Regions from separate parts of the Homo sapiens genome. Here region 1 is linked to region 2. A link is a loop called in an ENCODE intact Hi-C map of the cell type or tissue named here. Cell type or tissue: CD14-positive monocyte. All regions are shown on one strand. Each heading gives the region's core, and the rest is flanking DNA. Links, peaks and the distances in the headings are about the cores only.

Region 1 (9,820 bases), core at 1,821-9,820, 140 kb before region 2:
AATAAAATGTAAGTGCTATGAAAATAGTTGTTATACTGTACTTTTTAGTTGTATTTATTGTTGTATTGTTATTTTTTATTATATTTGTTTTCCAAATATTTTTGATCCATGCTTGGTTCAATCCTCAGATGCAGATTCCATGGATACAGAAGGCCAACTGTACTCGAGAAACAAAGGCAGAAACGACAGGATCCTAACCGGCATGTAGAGAGTGAAATAGTAATCTCTCTCTTTTTTTTTTTTTTAAATTGAGACGGAGTCTCACTCCATTGCCCAGGCTAGAGTGCAGTGGTGCCATCTTGGCTCACTGCAACCTCCACCTCCCAGGTTCAAGCAATTCTCCTGCCTCGGCCTCAGGAGTAGCTCAGATTACAGGCACACACCACCACGCCCAATTAATGTTTGTATTTTTAGTAGAGATGGGGTTTCACCATGTTGGCCAGGCTGGTCTCGAACTCCTGACCTCAAATGATCCACCCACCTTGGCCTCCCAAAGTGCTGGGGTTACAGGCATGAGCCACTGCACCCAGCCAGAAACAGTAATCTCTACCAGTATTGTAGGAGGCAGAACAGATATGGAAAGAAAACAGAGGTCTTTTTCACTATGGTAAGTTTGAAGAATTTTAGTTAATATGTCTAATAAGCAGTTGAAAATTTAAATTGGCTCACAGAGAAAGGTACTGAATTGGCAACAGATCTTTCCCCCTCCTTTTTCTCTTTCCACTAGACCAAGTCAGGATGCCAGTAGAAATAATAAAAATAGCTTCCAATTCTTGAGTACCTACTTTATGCTTGACATCGTGCTGAGAACTTTATATATTATCTCTATTCCTTTCAACAACCTTACCAGGAAGATACAGGTTGAGCATTCCTAATCTGAAAATCTGAAATCCAAAATGCTACAACACCTGAAACTTTTCAAGTGCTAACACAACTCTCAAAGGAAATGCTCTTCCAAGTATAATGCAAATATTCCACGATCTGAAAAAATCTGAAATCCAAAACACCTTTTGCCCCAAGCATTTTGGATAAGGGATTTAATAAGTCCCGGTGAGGCTTGTTCTCAGAACCTTGAGATTAAGTAAACTGAGTCAACTGTCCAAGGCAAAAGAGCTACCAATTAGTGGGGGAGGCATCTGAATAAAGTTTTCTTCTTATTAAAGACTCTATTATACTACCTTAGCTTTAACTTGAATGACCACCTATGTCAAGTTCATTCTGGAAAGGGAAAAACAACAAAATTAATGGAGCTCTCAGACTGAGAAAATAGGGAATAAGTCTAGGAATATGTGGTTTCAAAAAGTACAAATTTAATAGTGATACGAAAGAGCTGGAGAAAAAGAAGTGGAGTTATAGTTTAAAGACCCTTTAAACCAGAAGGAGCCTTGGAAATGGCATAGTACTTTTATAAGTAAAGTGTGGTCCATGGCCTATAGCAGTAGCACACCCAGAAGCCTGCTAAAAATGAAGAATCTCAAGCCCCAGCCATACTTACTGAATTAGCATATGCATTATAATATGATCCTTAGGTAATTTGTATAATACATTAATGAAAAACACTGGTCTGATACCATTACAATAGATGAAGACACTAACCAGGTTAAAAAAACAGTTTGCAAAGCTAGAACTCAGGCCTCTTTATTTCTTGGTCTAGAATTCCTATGTCTTCATCATGTGCCCTCCAGACAAATACATCACTTCGAATTTCACTAACCTGAGGTCTGTGCCATAAACATTTAGAACTTAAAATGAGTTTCCATCAAATTAGCACTAAACATTGTTATTTGTTACCATTTCATTTGGAATTTTAAGTACCCCCATGAGTTTTCTTCAATCATTTGTTTTAACATCACTAAATGAAACATAAACATGCTATCCCTGACTACAAAGAATTCTTAAGCTCATACAGTGAGTTTCAACCCTGAGCACTCAATGTGAAGAGACAGTATAGATAGAAGAGAGAGACTTTCTATAGGCAAATTATTTAAAGTCATAGAATCCTGGAGCTGGAAGAGACCCAATATAGCTGAGATGACAAAGAGATTTCATCAGAATGGCAATTATATATATAGTTTCTGACAGTGCTGTATAAAAAAGTTACCTGAAACTGGTTTGGGATACAGATACCGATACAGATACAGCTACTAGCTGTATCTGCCATGGGTTGGTTCCAAAGAGGGTGTGAGTGATGGAGTTACTGACCTTGTAAAGATAAGGAAACTCAAGCTCAAAGAGGTTAAATGAAATATATAAGGTCACATATTGAGAAGATAAACCAGAACTCCAGGTCCCCTAACTTCTGATATAGTGGTTTTTATCCTGTATCATATTGCCTCTCCTCTCTATTTATTCAATAAAAAATACAAAATCCTTTTCATGTAATAGATAATAAAAACCAAACCAATTAGAAATTAACTGGGAATAAACACCTCAGATGGTTTTATGGGCATTATAGGATTTATAATCCTATAATAAGGACATACATGGAAGTATGTTAAAAGATTTAAAATGAAGCCCACAACCTATAGATTTTATCATTGTGAGCAATGAATGATCTCTGACTCAGACTGCTTTCTGACATTCTTACTTCATGTAGAGTTTTTCCATATGACAATTCTTCTTTAGAGTTTATCCATGATGACTCAGGGTACCTAGATGGTATGAAGGAGCCTTCAATTTAAGGAGTAGGAGGAAAATGAGGGGGCCTACTGAATCATTAGCAGCCTACTCAGTTCTGAAACTCAGCAAATCCTTTTGGAAGCCATTTTAAAGTCAGCTTTAGGAGACAAATTCTGGCTAAAGCCTTAAAGACTGGTCCTTAAGAGCTGAACTATATGCAACTAAATCAACACGTTATTTCTAAAAGAGACACAACCAAAAGGCTTTAGCAAAATCTGATCTTCTTTTTGTTGAATAAATGTCAGTGATGAATTTTTAAAAATGTCTGCTCTCAATGAAGTTACAGATCTGCTCAAAGTTTAAGAGCCCCTCCTCAAAATTCATCCTAGTTCCTTTGGAGAACAGACAGGGCTAGTTCAGAAACTGAATCATCCTATTTTAAATGAAAGTAACAGTAAAGCAGTAAGTATATTTAAAAAGCTTTTTGATACATAAGGTATGTCTATAGGACCGGTTTCTAATTAGAAGCAGCCGCTACTTTACAAAAGATACGTATTTAACACATTTTCTCATGAATGATAAACTTAGTTTTGTAATTTGGATGTTTTGATCCTTTGATGGTAAATTTAAAGAATGACAGTGAGAACAATTCAAAGAAAAATCCATCATGCTAACTGTAGTCTAAATTAAAGCCAATCAGCTTTTAGTGCTTCCAGTACATGCAGTTCATTAAATCTGAAATAAACCCAGAGGAACATGAAATACTACGGATAGTATCTGCCAAGAACCAGGAATTCAACATTAAAGTTTTGAAAAACCAACAAAGCACTTTCAATTGTTTTCACTTATTGTTAAAAAATAAAATTAAACTGTGCCTTCTAAAGATTAAGCCAAATGATATGTTGAGCACTACAATGAGTTACTAGAAAAATATCAGGGCCAGTCACTTCATAATTCATTCTTGTGGAAGGAAGAAGTTATAACCTTCTTTACCACATTACTTATCTTTTTATCTTTTCCTCTTGACTGTCAAAGAGATGCTCAACAGAAGTACAGTTTTCCCCTAAGGTCATATATGGTTAGTATTACAGTAATGATGAGGTCCCCAATTGTTTGACATTTTTAGAAAAGACAACAAACATCAAGAGCTGAAAATAGTTTTTGAAATTCCACTAGGCTGTTAATTTTACTATCAAACTTTGCTAGTTTAGGTATGTAGGTTCTGGATGGATGCAGGATTAACTCAATGAGTTTGAGTTTAAACTCAAACTGTTTCCTACTGTTTCCTACATTATTGAGTTAAAAAAGTATTGCATCCTACAGGTCATGTAGTTATCTCTTAGTGTCTGATGAGAGATCTCCACCAAGGCACACACCAGAAATAGGCAAGGAAAGTTTAAAAAGATTAAGTATGGCACAAATAGGAAAAGTATTGTACTTGCCATCCACAGGTTACTACTTTATAACCTTAATTCATTCCAAGTCTACTTTATAAGTATAAAAATGGCAGACAAACATAGAAAACGCTGTTGAAGAGCAATAGGCATGACTAAAGCTGGCAAAGGATGATAAAGAGAGCTATTGGCAGAGTAATGAATAGATGAAAGTGAGACAGGCAGGAAATTACAAGTATCTTGCAATGCACAAGCTGAGAAGAATAACCTTGAACCTGTTGCTGTAAAAATCTACAAAGCTTAATAGATTGAATTTTCAAATAATCTCTCAATTATTGTTACTCATTATTATTTCCAAAATTAAGTATAGATTTTATCATGGTCATAAGGTTTAAGTCAACATGAAATGTAAGATGCACTTTTGCAAAGCAATAACTTCTCTTCAAATGCAAGGTGTATTATTACTTCTATTCTCTACTTAATTTACACATCTGAGCCTTAGCTCATTAGGTCATAGACACTTAAGCACATCCAAGTTCAGAGAATTATCCATACTTATATTTACTATTTTGTGAGATCCAATTTCTTCCTTTCCTTCCTTCTCTTGCTGCCTTCCCTCTCTTTCTCTTCCGTCAGAAGTTATTCATTTATTCCACAAAAATGGAAATGAAAAACAGATTCATGATCTTACCAGCAAATCAACAGCCTGAATGAAAGCTTTCTAAAATAAGTTACACTTCAGTATGGTCATCATCATAGAAGTTCAAAGATCTTTATGAAAAACCACTGCCACTTTTTTTTTTTAGATGAATCAAAGGTTTTAAAAGACTTTCAGAGTTAATGGAAAGCCCAGGAATTAAATATGGGCTCAGTTGTTCCATGTTAACAAACTAGTGTTTAAAATACGTTAAATAATCTAGTCTAGCAGCTCAGCCCTGATAGTATGTGCAGTATATGGTAAGAGAGTCTGGCTATCTATACATACACATGCATACATACATCTACACACACTAAAGGGACAAAAACTCTGAGTGAATTAAAGAACTAGATTCCTAACAATTTACTGAAAAATGTTTAAAATAGGAAGCTTTGTTAAAGTATTCCTTACACAGTTATATACTTATATTCTTAGTGGTCACTATGTAATTAACTACATAATAAAAGTTCATAAGTTCTACTTCATGGCATTACATTTTAAATGATTGGTTAAAAATACAAATGAGGCTGGGCGCGGCGGCTCACGCCTGTAATTCCAGCACTCTGGGAGGCTGAGGCAGTGGATCACGAGGTCAGGAGATCAAGCCCATCCTTGCCAACATGGTGAAACCCTGTCTCTACTAAAATACAAACATTTAGCTGGGCGTAGTGGTGTGCGCCTATAATCCCAGCTACTTGGGAGGCTGAGGCAGGGGAATCACTTGAACTCAGGAGGTGGAGGTTGCAGTGAGCCGAGATTGTGCCACTGCACTCCAACCTGGTGACAGAGCAAGGCTCTGTCTCAAAAACAAAACAAAACAAATGAAAACGTTGTGCTCCCCCACCATTGGACATAAATAACAAGAAAAAGAATGGCTTTCTTTACTCAATATTATCAGGAGAGTAAAAATCACTGAAATGTTTAGTTTCTCAGGTTGGAAAAACTGTACCTCTAAAGAATGAACTAGTATAGTAATTGTTCAAAATTAGTAATCCTACATGTATATTGTCCTGAGAGTAGATTTTTACAATCCATATTTATTGAGGTTTTTGGGGGCATTTAAACATTTAGATGAGATCCAATTTTTCCTATGCCTTTTTTAATAAAAACAGTTCTTATGGTAAATCAGAATGTTCTCAAAACAACTACTAATCTGAGAAATGAAGCATGAATATAAGAAGACTTAAGAACCAGATTCATCTCTTAACACTAACATGTGTTAGTCTTTTAGTTCCTTCCCCAAGTGTATGCCATAGCGACAAGACTTAAACAATTTCACTGTGTTTTAAATACCATCCCTTTAGTCTTGAATGCAGAATATAAATGAAATTTACCTGAAATTACTGTTTTGATACTTAGTATTAAGAATTGTATATGATCTTGTATGTGTGTGTGTGTGTGCGCATTTTGTGAGACCTTAAAATATCCAAATTAGTATGGTGCCTTCCATACTAGTCACTCTCAGAGGTTATATACCCTTATTCCAAATGATGCTACAATTATCCACAACATTATTAAAATTCCTTTTTAGTCTATGGGTGGATCTGACTTTTACAAACAATAACTGCCTTCTCAGACTGGATCTGATTTTTAGAAATAGCCTCAAGTTACTTCCCATTTTCTTTCTGTCAAGATCCTCTGTGAGTCATATCTGATAAATAACATGAAATATCACGTGGCCAATCACCCCTTTTTTCCTTAAAAACAAGGAGCAAATACAAAGTAATGAGCTATTTTCACGTGTGGCTCTTAAACTGGCTTAGACGACAAAAAAAATTTTTTTTTCTAAAAATATTGAGTAATGCTAGTATTGTTAAGTGTATAGCTTCCATGGTGACTACTCTAAAGTATAAGACTTATTTTAGATAAGTGTATAAAATATTTTTCCTTTAAAGATGGATAACCAGCCCTACACAATTTAGTCTTCTCTAACCTTCCTTTCCCATGCTGATGCTGATTTTATGTACTCACGCTCACCCTGATCTAGTTACGCTAGTTTTTTTTGTTTTGTTTTGTTTTTTTTAGACAGGATCTGGTTATGCTGCTCAGACTGGTCTGGAACTCCTGGGCTCAAATGATCCTCCCACCTCAGCTTCTTGAGTAGCTGGCACTACAGGTGCAAGCCACTATGCCTGGCTCACACCCTTGTCTTCTTGTAGTTTCTTGCAGTTGTAGGCACGCTCCCATCTCAGGGCCACTGCACTTACTATTCCCTCTGTGTATAATGTCTTGCTCCAAGGAGACCTGCAAGGCTTGCTGTGCTACCTCCTTCAGGTCATTACTCACTTTAACTATTTATCATCTTCTCAATGAAGTCTTTTCTCACTACCCTTTAAAACTGCATCTTGGCCAGGTGTGGTGGCTCCCACCTGTAATCCCAGCACTTTGGGAGGCGGAGGTAGGTGATCACCTGAGGTCAGGAGTTTCAGACCGGTCCGGCCAACATGGTGAAACCCTGTCTCTACTAAAAATACAAAACTCTACTGGGCGTGGTGGCGTGTGCCTGTAATCCCAGCTACTCAGGAGGCTGAGGTAGGAGAACCACTTGAACCCAGGAAACAGAATTTGCAGTGACCTGAGATCGCCCCACTGCACTCCAGCCTGGGTGATGAGAGCAGAACTCCATCTCAAAAACAAAAAACAAGAAACAAAAAGCAAAAAACTGCATCCTCCTCCGAACCTCATACACATATCCCATTTATTCTCCCTTCCCCTTCCCTGCTTTATTTTCCTGTTTGTGTGTAAAACTGTTTATTAGGGGAAATTTCAAACATACACAAAAATAAAGAGGAAGTAAGAAACCTCATGTATCCATATAGCATCTACCTTCAGCAATTTTCAATATATGGCCAATCTTGTTTCATCTATGTTCCTCTCCCTTTCAATATTTTGAAGTAAAAACCCACACATCACATTTTAAGTTGTAAACACTTCATTATACATCTCTAAAAGAACACTTAAAAAGTACATTCTCACACCTGAAAAAATGGACAAATCCTTTTCATTAAATATCCAGAGTCTAAATTTCCCCAATTTTGAATAAATGTCTTTTTACAGTTAGTTTGCTCAAAGCAGGATAGAACTAAGCTTCATACATTGCATTTGGTGGAAAAGCCTCTTAAGTCTCTTTTAATCTTATAGTTCTCCCTCCCTATTTCTTGCTATTAATTTTTTGAATAAATCAGGTCATTTTTCTTTTATTTATTTTTTAACTTCTATTGTTTTGAGGCAGGGTCTCGCTCTGTTGCCCAGGCTGGAGTGCAGTGGTGCAATCATGGTTCACTGCAGCCTCAATCTCCCAGGCTTAAGTGATCTTCCCACCTCAGCTTCCCGAGTAGTTGGGACCACGTCCAGTTAATTTTTTAAGAAACTTCTTTGTAGAGACAAGGTCTCACCACGTTGCCCAGGCTGGTCTTGAACTCCTGGACAAGAGGGATCTTCCCACCTCAGCCTCTCAAGGTGCTAGGATTACAGGTGTCAGCAACTGCGCCCAGCCATTTTTCTTAAAACGCAATGTATTTTATTTATTTTATGGTTTGTGTCTTATTACTAGAATGTAAACACCATGAAAGCAGAGATTTTAGTCTATGAGGTATCAGCATCTAGACCTGTGACATGTAAACGGCATCAATAAACACTGAATGTATTTGGCATCCATGCCAAAAGTCCACCGCTCACCAACAGCAGAAATTGCTAATCACAGTACTCTTTCCTGCTAAGTTTGAACAAGGACTCCCAGTTTTCTAAACACAGCACTCTAGGCAGCCACCACTAAACAATCAGATTTGGTACCCCAAACGAAATTTATTTGCTGTCCCTGCTTTAGCCCCCTTCAAAAGTGTACTATCCCTAAAACAGATTTCATTGCACCTTGTATGTTGAAATTTTAGCATGATAAATTACTGACTGTGTTTCTTGTCAACTACATTTAAACATTTCTTAGCTTATTTTAGACAGCTTAGGGGAAAAAGAAAACTGTAGCCAAAAAAATAATAGAAAAAGAAACTGCAGAAGATGGTGGGAAACCGCGGGTATTACATATTTTTAGAATTAGCAACATCCCAAGAGGCTCATTATAAAATAAAAATTAGCAACAAATTTTCTGAAAAGGAAGTAAATTACATGTGTGTTGAATTAATTTTTTTAAAAACTACATGAAGATTAACTGGAGGATGAAGACAGATGTCAGGATTTTCCCATTTATAGGCATCAGCAACACATTCTATTTTTCTGCAACTGGTATTTTGAGGTGTAAAGGTATTACAGGGGCGATACAAGAGTACTATGTAGAACCCCATTTCTCTGAAGTGGAGTTTATGTGGCAAAAAGAATCTAAAACATCTAGTACAACATTCCGAAAAATTGTCAATTCTTCTTAAGAGTCATTTACAATTCATTTCTGTTAAACTACCAGATGAAGCTCTCTTTCTCTAGGCTTATTTCTGAAGGTAGGTAAGCTAACTGAAAGACTCCAATCAGATGTTTATGTTTTGATTACTTTTTTCTATCAAAAAAGAAAAAAATTAGAAATTCCCTGACATCCATTCAAGAAACACTGTGCTTTCTCTTTATTACCTGTAAATTCATTAAACAACAAAAAGTATTTAGGACCTACTAAACATAGTATGTTAGGCAGTTATTTTCAGCCTTTGAAGGAAAAATAGAAGTGATCTACTCAAGACAACATGCAAAAAAAAAAAACAAACAAACAAAAAAAAACCTAGGGGCAGAACTTGAAATCATATCCAGATCTTTCAATGACCAATAATTCTTGTCTTGAGGTTCCCACACATTAGTCTAGGGAAATATTCTATGGCACAGGTCACACTTAAAACTAAGAAAATATAATAAGCACTTCCCCTCCCCCACTACCACAAGTGTAAAAAAATCTCCAAGAACCCAAATCCCTTGAAAGAATGACTTCTATTTACTTTGCCTGTGTAATATATTCAGAGGGAATCTGGAAAAGATGGCTAGAAATCTATAAACAGAAAGTGCTAAGTGGAATTCACTGTTTATAGACTTCAACTAGAATTTTGTCCCTTATATATAAATGCTGCCAACAATCTTTACATTGTATTATTTAAAAACATCTTCATCAGGTTTTCTT
Region 2 (12,268 bases), core at 2,205-10,204:
ATAGGTCAGTGGAGCTAGGCAAACTCAGATTATAGAATCGGTATGGAGATATTTGAAGAGAAGAGTTGGTCACATAACATGGTGGAAAGATGTGAGCAAAAGGTTGGCAGTAAGAACATGCATATGGCATTCCAGAGACAGGGTCTTGTTGAGGGTGATGGGACATCAAGCTGTAAAGATGGACTGTAGCCAGAAGCAGAAGGCCCTTGCTATCATCTGAATGTTTGTGTCCCCCTAGGATTCATATATTGAAATCCTAACCCCCAAGGCAATGGTATTAGGAAATGGGGCCTTTAGGGAAGTGATTAGGTCACAAGGGTGGAGCCCTCATGAATGGGATTAGTGCCCTCATAAAACAGACCCAAAGAAGCTCCTTGGCCCCTTTCACCATGTGAGATTACAACTAGAAGATGAATCCTCACCAGACACAGGATTTACCTTCATGTTGGACTTCCCAGCCTCTAGAACTATGAAAAATAAATTCCCATTGTTTATAAGCTACCTAGTTTCTGGAATTTTGTTATAGCAGCCTGAACTGACCAAGACAGCCCAGAATGGCCAAGGTGAGGAGGTTGCCACTGGAGGCTGATCAGAGGAGAATGATGCAGGGAAAGCAAGAGTCAGGGAATTTACCTGGACCAGGTGTTTAGCAGTAGTTTTGAAATTTGCTTTAGCAGTAGAAACATTTGGTCAAATGAAATCTAATGAAGACACTGCACAGGTATGAAGTAGATCAGACAGGAGTGGTAGAAGGAAGTGTAAAGCAGTGGATAAAGATGGGGCTGGGTGCAGTGGCTTACACCTGTAATCCCAGCACTTTGGGAGGCCGAGGTGGGTGGATCACAAGGTCAGGAGATGGAGACCATCCTGGCCAACATAGTGAAATCCCGTCTCTACTAAAAATACAAAAATTAGCTGGGCATGGTGGCATGTGCCTGTAATCCCAGCTACTTGGGAGGCTGAGGCAGGAGAATCACTTGAACCAGGGAGTCGGAGGTTGCAGTGAGCCGAAATGACACCACTGCACTCCAGCCTGGTGACAGAGTGAGACTCTGCCTCAAAAAAAAAAAAAAAAAAAGATGGGGCCCAGGGTTCAGGGTGATGCCCCACTGGTTGCTTTGCAGTGGTGGGATGGTCTGTAAGTTTAAACTTTTTTCAAACCTGTTTTTTTTCTAATTTACTATAACAAATTGTTATTTATTTTGTGATTTAAAAATCCAAAGCTATTTTTAAAACTAAAACAATCCATTGCTTCGTTTTTAGAATCAGTTCATAGGCTGTTCTCAGAAAAACTTGTCACATTCTTACTCTGGACCTCACATTTCTTTCCAGCACATCTTGCATGCTCTTTAGTAATTGTAGTTCAATTCACAGACGCACCCCCTGCCCCATGTTACCTCCCTAATCAGTCTGTAAACTGACTAAGGTCAGCTTGTCTTACTCCATGGCTCCTTCCTATTCATTAATAGGTATTCAATTAATGCCTGCTAGCTGAGGAAAGATCCCTCTGCTGAACTGGGGGGAAGCAGGGTTAGGAAACTTGTAGGTAGCCATTAAAACCCTGTTTGGAATGTGGCCTACACCTTGGGAACTTTTGCGTGTATCTGTTGACTTGTTTTTTTGTTGTTGTTTTTGGAGACAGAGTCTCGCTCTGTCGCCCAGGCTGGAGTGCAGTGGCGCGATCTTGGCTCACTGCAACCTCTACCTCCCAGGTGCAAGCAATTCTCCTGCCTCAGCTTCCTGAGTAGCTGGGACTACAGGCACATGCCACCACGCCCGGCTAATGTTTTTGTATTTTTAGTAGAGACGGGGTTTCACTGTGTTGCCCAGGCTGGTTTCAAACTTCTGAGCTCAGGCAATCCGCCCACCTCGGCCTCCCAAGGTGCTAGGATTACAGACGTGAGCCACCGAGCCCGGCCGACTTGTTTTTAAATCAATTACCAAATTCCCACTGCTATCTAAAATGACACAGCCACTGCTATCTATTGGGTCCTAGCCCAAAAGACTGTACCCAAGAGACTCTGCCACTCACACAGGAGAATGTAATCTTTAACTAATTAGGTTAGGATGCACAAAAAAGTGTGGGAGGCTGGACGCTAATATAGCTTAGACTTGAGGAAATGCCAGGGTGATGGGTAACTTGCTCCATGTGTTACTTGCAGGCTTCAGACCTGCCAGATGTGCATCTCATAGGCATTTCAAATCACACCATCACCTGCCCCTGCAAAGCTGTTTTGCTCTCTTACCCTCTCTCCTGCCCTGCTGTCTCTCTCTCTCTCTCTCTCTCTCTCTCACACACACACACCCCTTAGTGTTGTGCTTTCTTTTGTTAACTCTTTTAATCAGACTTTGATTTTCTAGATCTGTATGTTTCAATTAAATCCTAGTCTCTTTTGGACATTGAACTTGCAGAAGTTTTTTCCTGTATCTTCAGTTCTTGGTTCTTCTGATAAGTGCCTAAGGAGAAACAAATAAACAAACATGAACAAAGAGATAAACAGCAAAAACCACTCCCGGAGGCCTTCACATGGAACCCATTCATTATGTAACAACAAAAGGCCCCAAACAACTGCAGACCAGCATGACATATCGATGACTTATTCTTTTTAATATTAATGACAGTCTGAAGGAAGTTGTGGTGACAAGTCAGGGATTAATACTGCTATCTCTTTATGAATATCTGATCTATTAACACCACTGGGCTTAATGGGATTCATGAGTCTCAGTCACTGTCATGTCATTGCCCATATTGTGCAATCAGAGATCAGTTTTGCAATGGCTGATAAAAACAAAGGCCCAGAACCAAGGAGTTCCAGCAGAGAGGAAGGAAATGAAGCTTCCTGCTGGCTGAAGCTGCTCACCCAAAAGAAAGGGAATTAGATAAAGTGAAAGGTATTTCTCAGAGATGGGCCCAAAGCTGCTTCTGTTTCCTTGTGGCCTCAGGCTGGCTCTAGCTAGTAGGACACCATGACCCAGAGTAACTAAAGGGAATTATTGGCATCCTCCCACGAGCTCCTACCAGGCCAGTGCCAGAAACACTCATCTACTCCCTTATGGAAGATCACTGAGTCATGAGATCTGTGGTTTGTCTGATTCTCCACTTCCCGAAGCCAGCCAAGGCTAACCGACCTGGGATTCTGAGAGACTGTCCAGGTGAGCTCGGGTGCTTCAGTAGCAACTGGCCTTCTGGGTGTGCCCCAGAGCAATTCTGAGTCCAGAGATCGTTTCTGGCACCACCCTCAGCTCTCTCAGGGTTCTGGGAACCCAGTGATCAGAGGCTGGCTGGCTGTGAGATGTTCTTTCTCTTACCCTGTGGTGGGCTCCACATTGCAGTCACTTCATGCCTGCTGCTAAAAACCTAGGCCAGGCTTATTACCTTTCATCCAGACCAGAACTGAAAGCAGTTTCCATCTCCTGGGCCAATTCCAACTAATTGGTAGTGGCTGCCCGAGCACTGTGTAGAGAAAGATTTTGAGTTCAGCAGCAGAGTGTGGTTGTCCATTGGTGACGATTGCCAGAGGCACAGGTGGGTCACTGCAACTTGCATTCTGTGTGTTTACTAATTCTGATCTGGACCATTACATCAGCCTGCTAAGTGGTGCACTTACCTCTATTTCCTTCCAGAAAAAAAGATTAATCTTCCAGAAGCATTCTTTGATAAGAGCCTTATCAAAAAAAATTTCAACTCCACTCCACTTTAGCAACTCAGACCTGTTCTACATTTGTGATCAATCCTTCTCTCTCTCTCTAGCATATATATACACACATATGTAATTATATATACACATACAATTCTATATAATTATATATGTATGTATATGTATACATGTGTGTGTCTTCTGTGACTCTTGCCAGCAACCTCAACCCACTTTCCCCTTCCTTTTGCTATGTCAGTCTTGCAAACCTTTCTCTGTGAATCAGTTTTCTCTGTGAATCATTTTCCCTCTTTCTTCCTACTCAAGGACTCCTGAAGGAGGCTAGAGGAATACACACTCTTGTGGTTTGGGTTCTACACAACCTGGGGCCTCTGACCTCGGCTGGGTTCTTAGCACAGTGACCCCTCACAGGCCCCTGGTCAGCATCCTTTCCTCCTGTTCTGTTTCTCTCTCATCTTAAACCCTCACTGCTGTGTTGCTGTCCCCTCCCCAACCATGACCACCTTTCTCTTGGCAGACCACCAAGGCTCCTGTCTTAGTCATAGTCTATATTTTATCATAGAATTATAGAATTCTGTAGTCATGCAGGTGCATGGCTACACCATGCCTGGCTAATTTTATGTAGTTTTAGTAGAGATGGGGTTTTGCCATGTTGGCAAATTCTATAATTCTATAATAAATTGTAGAATTTATTCTATAATAATAATTTATATTTATTAATTAAATATTTATAATAATTATAATTCTATAATAAATTCTATAATTTATTATAGAATTATGGTGTTCTATAATAAAACACCATAGACTGGGTAGCTTAAAAACAGACATTTATTTCTCACAGTTCTGGAAGCTGGGAAGTTCAAGATCAAGGTGCCAGCAGATTTGATTCCTAGTGAGGACCCATTCCTGCTTGCAGATGGCCTTCTTCTCACTGTGTCCTCACCTGGCAGAGCAAGAGAGGGCTCTGGTTTCTTCTTCTTATAAGGGCACCAATCTCCTTATGAGGGCTCCACCCTGATGACCTCCCAAAGGCTCCACCTTGCAATGTCTCACACTGTGGATTAATTAAGGCTTCAGCATAAGAATTTTGGTAGTTGGGCTGGTGTTCACAAACATTCAATCTATAGCAGCTTCTATTTCACAAACTCCCTGAATTCTCATCCTCAGAGCTGCAGGCTCTTCTGCAGCCACCTCACCTTCCAAGCCCTCTCCTGTATTTTCAAAGAAAAGCTGAATTCTCACCAGCCCAGAGCCCTCACTGGTGCTCTAGCTCCAGTCTCTCATGAGCCTTTGCTGTCTCCATTATTCCTTTTTTCTTCTTCTCTGCATTTCTGGACCCTCCCTTGCAGTATGGGAACATGGTCAGTAATCTTCCTTTAAAATAAAATGCTCTCTTCTCCTTCACAGCTGAGCTCCTGCAGTTGATTCCCTCATGACCCCGTCCACTTACCTGCCTTCTCTGTCCATTTTGCAACAGGCAATATCACTTTTCCTAGCTTTCTTAACACCAGGCCTTCTGGATTCTCCTCTTTGCCCTTTGATTAGTCCTCTTCTACCTCTATCCTTTATTTTAAAATTTTTTTTGAGATGGAGTCTTGCTCTGTTGCCCAGGCTGGAGTTCAATGATGCAATCTCAACTCACTGCAGCCTCCATCTCCCAGGTTCAAGTGTTCCTCCTGCCTCAGCCTCCTGAGTAGCTGTGGCTACAGGCGCATGGCTACACCATGCCTGGCTAATTTTATGTAGTTTCAGTAGAGATGGGGTTTTGCCATGTTGGCCAGGCTGGTCTCAAACTCCTGACCTCAGATGATCCGCCTGCCTCAGCTTCCCAAAGTGCTGGGATTACAGGCATGAGCCACTGCGCCTGGCCAACCTCTATCCGTTAAATGATGGAGTGGCCTAGAGATTTGAAACTGGATCTATTCCAATGCCAAAGGCTGATTCCGTAAACATGTTGGTATGCCCCAGTCCTTTCCAAGCTGTTTCCTTGTGAGGCGTGAAGGTAGGCTCTGGAAGGTGGGCTGCTGGCACACCTGGGGATGAGGAGGATAGAGAAACAAAATGATTACCAACAGGGGGAAAAGTATGAAAAACATTCACATTCCACAGATTCCTCATCTGCTCTGCTGCTCCTGTGGCATCCCCCTTTAGCCCTGTCTAAAGAATGCAAAAAATGTAAATTTCCTGTTTGAATAAGATGTCTGTATTTTAACTGCAAGTATTGTCATGAAGAGGGCACCCAAATGCTTCCTTACAATGAGGGCAGCAGCCAGAACTCACCTGCCTGCCCAGCTTAGGGACCTGGCCCATCCAAGAGACCACCAGGACTTTGCTCCAAAGAGGGTCTGAGGAGAAGAAAGGCTTTTCTCCAAGTCCTGGACTCACACAAAGGGGAAGAAAAAATGAAAGACTGCTCTTCAACTCCTTTATGAGATGGAAAAGGCACCCCAAGTGGGAGGGGTTGGGCTCAGGGTCTCCAAAAGGGTTTGAGAATTGACCCTGGACCCTTTCCAGTTGGTTTGGTTGGGACTGGTCTTGGGTTTATCAGAAAGAGCTGTAGATCTGAAAGGGTCTGCGGGGGAGGCCTGCCTCAGCACGGGGCCAGAAAACTCAGACCCCAGGCAGGAACAGCCCGAGCAGCCTCTCATGGACTCTGGTGAAAGCTGGCATTCTGGGAAGCCAGGTAGTGCCTGAAATCAAATACCTCTTTGTAACCTGGGCCCTCGATTTCTTTCCCTATGGCCTGCGAGGCTAGGAAATAAGTTGCCCTTGGAAACCGAAGCCCAGAGGTAAACAACTGAGAAGCTCACCAACCAGTTGGAGAAGTTTCACTTCCTCTGCAGAATGTGGGTTTTGGAATAATAATGCTCTGCTTTATAAATTGCATTCCAGTTTTGAGAGCCCAGTGACTGTAACCATTCATTTCCATAGACAATTAGTCTCTCACAGTCCTTCTCCAGCCAGGGAGGCTCTGGTGTCTGGCCCACACCAGCTCTGGGGTGATCATGGACGAGGCTGTGCCACCATGAGGCGTGACCCAGTATGTGAAAATATAATCAGACCTACCATTTGAGAAACCAGGGTGATAATTTCCTAAAGTGCTTAGTCACCTTTAGCCACTGATTGCTTCCTCTGTGATTGGGCCCAGTGTGAATCTAAGATCTATTGGTTACATGAACTTGGCATCTGGTTGGTGCTCCGTGTACCTCATAATTTCCTTTCCCTCCCTTCCCCTTCCTTCCTCCCTTCCTTCCTTCCTTCCTTCTTTCTTTCTCCTTTCTTTCTTCCTTTCTTTCTCTTTCTTTCTTTCTTTCCTTTCTTTCTTTCTTTCTTTCTTTCTTTCTTTCTCTTTCTTTCCTTTTTCCTTCCTTCCTTCCTTCTTTCTTTCTTCCTTTCTTTCTCTCTCTCTCTCTTTCTTTCTTTCTTTCTCTTTCTTTCCTTTTTCCTTCCTTCCTTCCTTCTTTCTTTCCCTCCCTCCCCCCCTTTTTTTCTTCCTTTTACCCTTTCTTTCTTTCTGAAAAAGCCTCGGGAAATAAGATTTCACCTGTTTTTATGGATCAGCAGTAGCGGCTCACCTTGCAGTTTTCACAGCATGAATACTGAGGAGTTTTCTTTTTCCACACTTGGTGTTACAGATTCTTCCAATATTTAGCCTGTGGGAAGAATCCTCACTTTCCGGCACTTCTCAGCCTCCAGTGGAGTTACACAGTACAAAAAGAAATGGAAAGACAGGTGTCTGGGAGAGTCTCCCACCAAAAATGAATCTAACCCAATTCCAGATGCTTGACTCCATTTGGAATGGGACTTTCTTATTGTTTTTCCCTTTGTCTTTGAGATTGGTTTTCATTACTCATTGCTTCCCTAAGTGGATGAAAACTGAAAACATTTTAATTGGGGACAGTAATATTCCAACAATTAGGAATTTAACTGATGTTTTTGGAAATTCAACGTACTGGCAAGAAAAAAATATTTTGCTCAAATTTTTCATATGTTGATCCAGGAAAGCAGAGAAAGCCATTTGTGTTCCAAATAAAAGATGCTCAAATATGGTCAAATAGTGAACTATTACCCGGTTCTATTCTTTTACTTCCTACAGAATATGGGGACCTTTGCAGGTGTCGCCACGAAGCTGATACTTTTTATTACAAACATAGCCCTATGGCACTCTTACTTTCCTCATTAACTCTTGTTGAGTGCTTTGAGATAGAAAAATTATTCATTCTTTTCAACAGTAGAGCCTCCAAAAAGAATGATTTTAAGGAGTTACTCATGTCCATTATTAACAGCACAGCCAGAATATATGTGATGCATTACCACACACTCTTCATTAGTGAATATAAAGACATCAAATAGGATTTAATTTGCCTGCTACAAAGTTAGGGAAACAAATTAAAATCTCCACTTTATTTGAAACATCTAATTAATTTATCAGCTACTTGCCTCATCACTTGAACACAAGTAAATAAAATTGCCTCTTATAGAAACTATATGGTTTTTGTCATGTTACTTTGTATATTATTTTCAAAAAAATTATCCTAGCCAATAGATTTGCAGTTCTTTGTTACTTTGTATGTTATTTTCAAAAAATTATCTTAGCCAATAGATTTGCAGTTCTTTTTTCAGTTTTTTATTGTTGTTTTTGAAACTTGGAATGTACAACTGAGAATTAAAGTGTGCTTCAAATTGTACAGGTCATTTACCTTAAAAACCAGACACTATCTGTGTCCACTTTAAAAATTGTTCACTATCTGCCTGGATCTAAGGATTCAGTCCTGACTGAACTTTTTATCTCAACTCAGCTCTATATTATTGCATAGAATCTAGATTTCATGTCCCAAATTCCAGAAAGGAACAGTGTAGGGGAAGAAAACAACTTGATGTATATCCACTGCCCTAAATGGTCAAAGGCAAACTCACATTGATATAATCATCTCGTGAATGTTTAAAATCTGCCTGGTTCAATTCTTTCCAATTCCTGGAACATTCACAAATGCAAAATTAAAAAAAAAAGTCTTATCCTTCCCAGAGGGCTTTTAGCCTTTTTTATATATGTGTATATATATAAAATATATATAATTACATATGTATAATTATAATATATATTATATATTATAATATATATAATATACAACATTATATATATATGGCTAAAAGCCCTCTGGGAACTGTAGAGGACTCCGGTCATAGCCAAAATATTTGGGGGATGTGGGGATATATAATTATACATATATGATTATATATATTATATATATATATATAGAGAGAGATTATTTTGAAGAATTGGCTCACACGATTGTGCAGACTAGCAAGTTCAAAATCTGTAGGGCAGGCTGGAGACCCAGGGAAATCTTGATGTTGCAGCCTTGATTCCAAAGGCAGAGTCAGGAGGCAGATTCTTTCCTTCTCAGAGGATCTCAGTCTTTTCTCTTACTGCCTTCAACAATTTGAATGAGGCCACCATCCAAGACGATTATGAAGGGTCATCTGCTTTACTCAAAGTCTACTTATTTAAATGTTTATCACATCTAAAAAAAATACCTTCACAGCAATATCTAAACTAATTTTTGATCAGATATCTGGGCACCATGGCCTGGCCAGGTTGACACATAAAATTTACCATCACAACCAGTAATTAAACTCCATAAGGGTGAGATTGGTGGGGGGTGTTGTTTGTTTGTTTGTTGGTTTTACTGTTGTATGTCCACAATTGCACTTAAGTCTGGCACATACGTGGAGTTATCTTGTTGGTGTCTCTACCCACAGTGAGGCCCTCTTTGCCTTGGTCTAGGTTTTTTATGTTCTCATCAACAGCTTTCTTTCATGCCTGATTTTGTTCTTACGATCCATTTCTCAAGATTATTTCTCATGCATTGTATAGGTTTACAAAAGCTTCACTCTCCCTCAACCCCACCATCCAAATAACCTACAGGCCTAACTAGTAAAGTGCTTTGGGAAGAGTTCACATGCTTTTTGTATCATCATTACACCTACTGTGGGACTCACTAAACATTTATTGGTGAATTAACTTGTTGACTCCTCCTTTTATCTTATCCTTGCGTTTCCTTTATGTAAAGCCAGATTAAGACCGTTAGGGGCCCTAAAGCCCCACATAATTTAAAATAAAATAATTACTCAATCTTAAGTTTGAGAAACTCTTGTAAGTTAGTTTTCTCCAATGATGACTGTTTCGAAGCTTTGTTTGAGATATCAAACTCTTTCTAAAATTTATTTCTTGCAGGGGAGAGGGAGAGGTTGGCATTTGCTTTGCTGGTGGCTGAATCCCAGGCTTATTCTGCGTTGTGTGTGATCTCATAGTGCCTTCCCTCCGTGGTGGCAGGGGGTCATGGGAAAGCTGGGTAGCAGCTTAGCCCACCTGCTTATGGTAGCCACAGCCTTGACATTCCTAGGAGGCCAGCCAGGCAGTTGCCATGTCCTTGCCATGCTCCCAAACAGCCCAGATGGCCAGTTGCACAGCCTGTGCCCCTTCACAAGTGGTGGGCAACTTCTTCTAATTGCAACTTTGGAACCACAGCTGCACAAGTGCAGCTCACATCCTCACATCTCTTCTATACAAAGTGGAATATTATTTGTATAGCAGTCAACATAGTTAAGAGATTAAGGAGTAGATCAAGTAGCATCTGGGACCCTCTGTATCCATGGGTTCCTCATCAATAGATTCAATCCACCAAGGATAGAAAATATTTGGAAAAAAAGGAAATTCCACAAAGTTCCAAAAAGCAAAACTTAAATTTGCCATGCACTGAGTACTACATTGAACCCACATGAATGAAGTGTTGTGTAGGCATTGTATTAGGTGTTATAAGTAATCTAGAGATGATTTAAAATATACAGGAGGATGTGTGTAGGTTACATGCAAATACCGCACCATTATATATAAGAGACTTCAGCGTCTTGGGACTTTGGTATCCAAGGGGGGATCCTGGAACCAACTGCCTATGGATACTGAGGGACCACTATACTTTAATCTAACAAGCCCTAGAAGCAAAAATGGGGATTGAAGAAGTAGCTAATAAGAGAAAAGGCAGTAGTTACTGGGATTTATTTACAATCACAATCGACTCTTTTCAAGGTCCACTTTGCCTTGAATGCTTTAAGTTCTAAGGGGCAATATTAAGTTTATTTGGGTTACAAGAACATTATGTAACCAGGTGACAAGGATCAGGCAATTCTGGTTTCAGGTTTTGCCCAGTCTCCCCTACCCTGCTTGCCGGATAAGTGAAATGTACAGATAAGACTGGTCTTATATTCTTATGTCAAGAACACAAGAAAATATGTAGGAATGAATCAGTCATAAGTATTCCGTGAGTTCTTAAGGAAATAGAAGTTCTGATCAGATGATTAGTAGCTTTATTACTTCTCCTCCAAGGAAATGAGTTGAACTAATTTTTAAATTAGTGGATAATAGGCTGGCCTCCTAGGAATGTCAAGGCTGTGGCTACCATAAGCAGGTGGGCTAAGCTGCTACCCAGCTTTCCCATGACCCCCTGCCACCACGGAGGGAAGGCACTATGAGATCACACACAACGCAGAATAAGCCTGGGATTCAGCCACCAGCAAAGCAAATGCCAACCTCTCCCTCTCCCCTGCAAGAAATAAATTTTAGAAAGAGTTTGATATCTCAAACAAAGCATCGAAATAGTCATCATTGGAGAAAACTAACTTACAAGAGTTTCTTAAAGTTATGATTGAGTAATTATTTTATTTTAAATTATGTGGGGCTTTAGGGCCCCTAAAGGACTTAATCTGGCTTTACATATACATAAAATTCTCTGGAGAACTCTAACTAATAGAGTGGGAGAGGTGGGCATTGAACAAATGGGGTGGGATAATACAGTATTTCTGAATGTTTACTGATGTCCTAGTTTCCTGTTATTTCTCCCCTTTGCCCATCCCTCAGGCCAAGCTGCTTGGCACTCGGTGCCCATTGCTTTAAGGTTGATGTAACAGAAAGAAATGAATCTTCCTAGCTCTGGTCCCTAAAAGGCTAAAAGCCCCCTGGGAACTGTATAGGACTCCAGTCATAGCCAAAATATTTGGGGGATGTGGGGATTGAGGAGAGCAGGGTCTCCCCTGGACTAGAAAATATCCCCCAGGCCTGTGGAAGGAGAGGTAGAGGGGACAGGAGGAGACCAGAGATGTCATCTGTCCTGAGGTCCAGTGGGGAGTGGGGTTGGGAAATAGCTGTGCAGTGGGTCTGAACAAACTGTTCTTACACAGCCAGGCAGAGTCCTGGCTCCCAAGTGAGACATGAAAGCCGCAAGGAGATTGCCCACCATTTGTGAAGGGGCACAGACACCAGGAACTCATCTGAGTGGTGATCTATGTGCCTCAATGACCTACAATTATGAGAATAAAAGATGTCTCATTGGACACCCTTGTGGACAGGTGACGGAAGACTGACAGGCCTTCACCAGCCTAATGACCTGGCACAACTTAACTGTCGAGGAACGCCAGAGAAGGAAAGAAACTCCAAGTTGGCTGAGATACGTTTCTACCACTCCATAGAATGGGAACTCAATGCTTTAGAGAAAAATATAGGCCTTAGTCACCTAAATTGTGACAAGTAGCCTGCAAGAGAGGGAAGGCTTTGA

The links. A loop is a pair of places that touch in the nucleus more often than their neighbours do. Peaks named below come from ENCODE experiments on the same cell type or tissue, not always from the same donor. Only the 100,000 strongest peaks of a DNase experiment are listed, where the experiment ranks them.
Region 1: it touches region 2 in a loop (2.1-fold over the local background); 16 of 110 quality-filtered maps call a loop at or near these places.

Annotation. Positions count from the first base shown.
Region 1 is chr2:64,131,389-64,141,208 of GRCh38, forward strand. All of the region lies in intron 1 of PELI1 (pellino E3 ubiquitin protein ligase 1), which reads right to left. Among named protein-coding and RNA genes, the nearest start is that of PELI1, 8.1 kb to the right of the region's middle. In CD14-positive monocyte, for the core only: no CTCF peak of the experiment used is centred there; a DNase peak (open chromatin) is centred at 6,393; H3K4me3 peaks cover 2,515 bases; H3K27ac peaks cover 2,015 bases.
Region 2 is chr2:64,270,895-64,283,162 of GRCh38, forward strand. No RefSeq gene overlaps it. Among named protein-coding and RNA genes, the nearest start is that of MIR4433A, 64 kb to the right of the region's middle. RefSeq lists an enhancer at 1,226-1,842. In CD14-positive monocyte, for the core only: a CTCF peak has its summit at 6,656; DNase peaks (open chromatin) are centred at 2,767, 3,917 and 6,587; H3K4me3 peaks cover 5,321 bases; H3K27ac peaks cover 5,517 bases.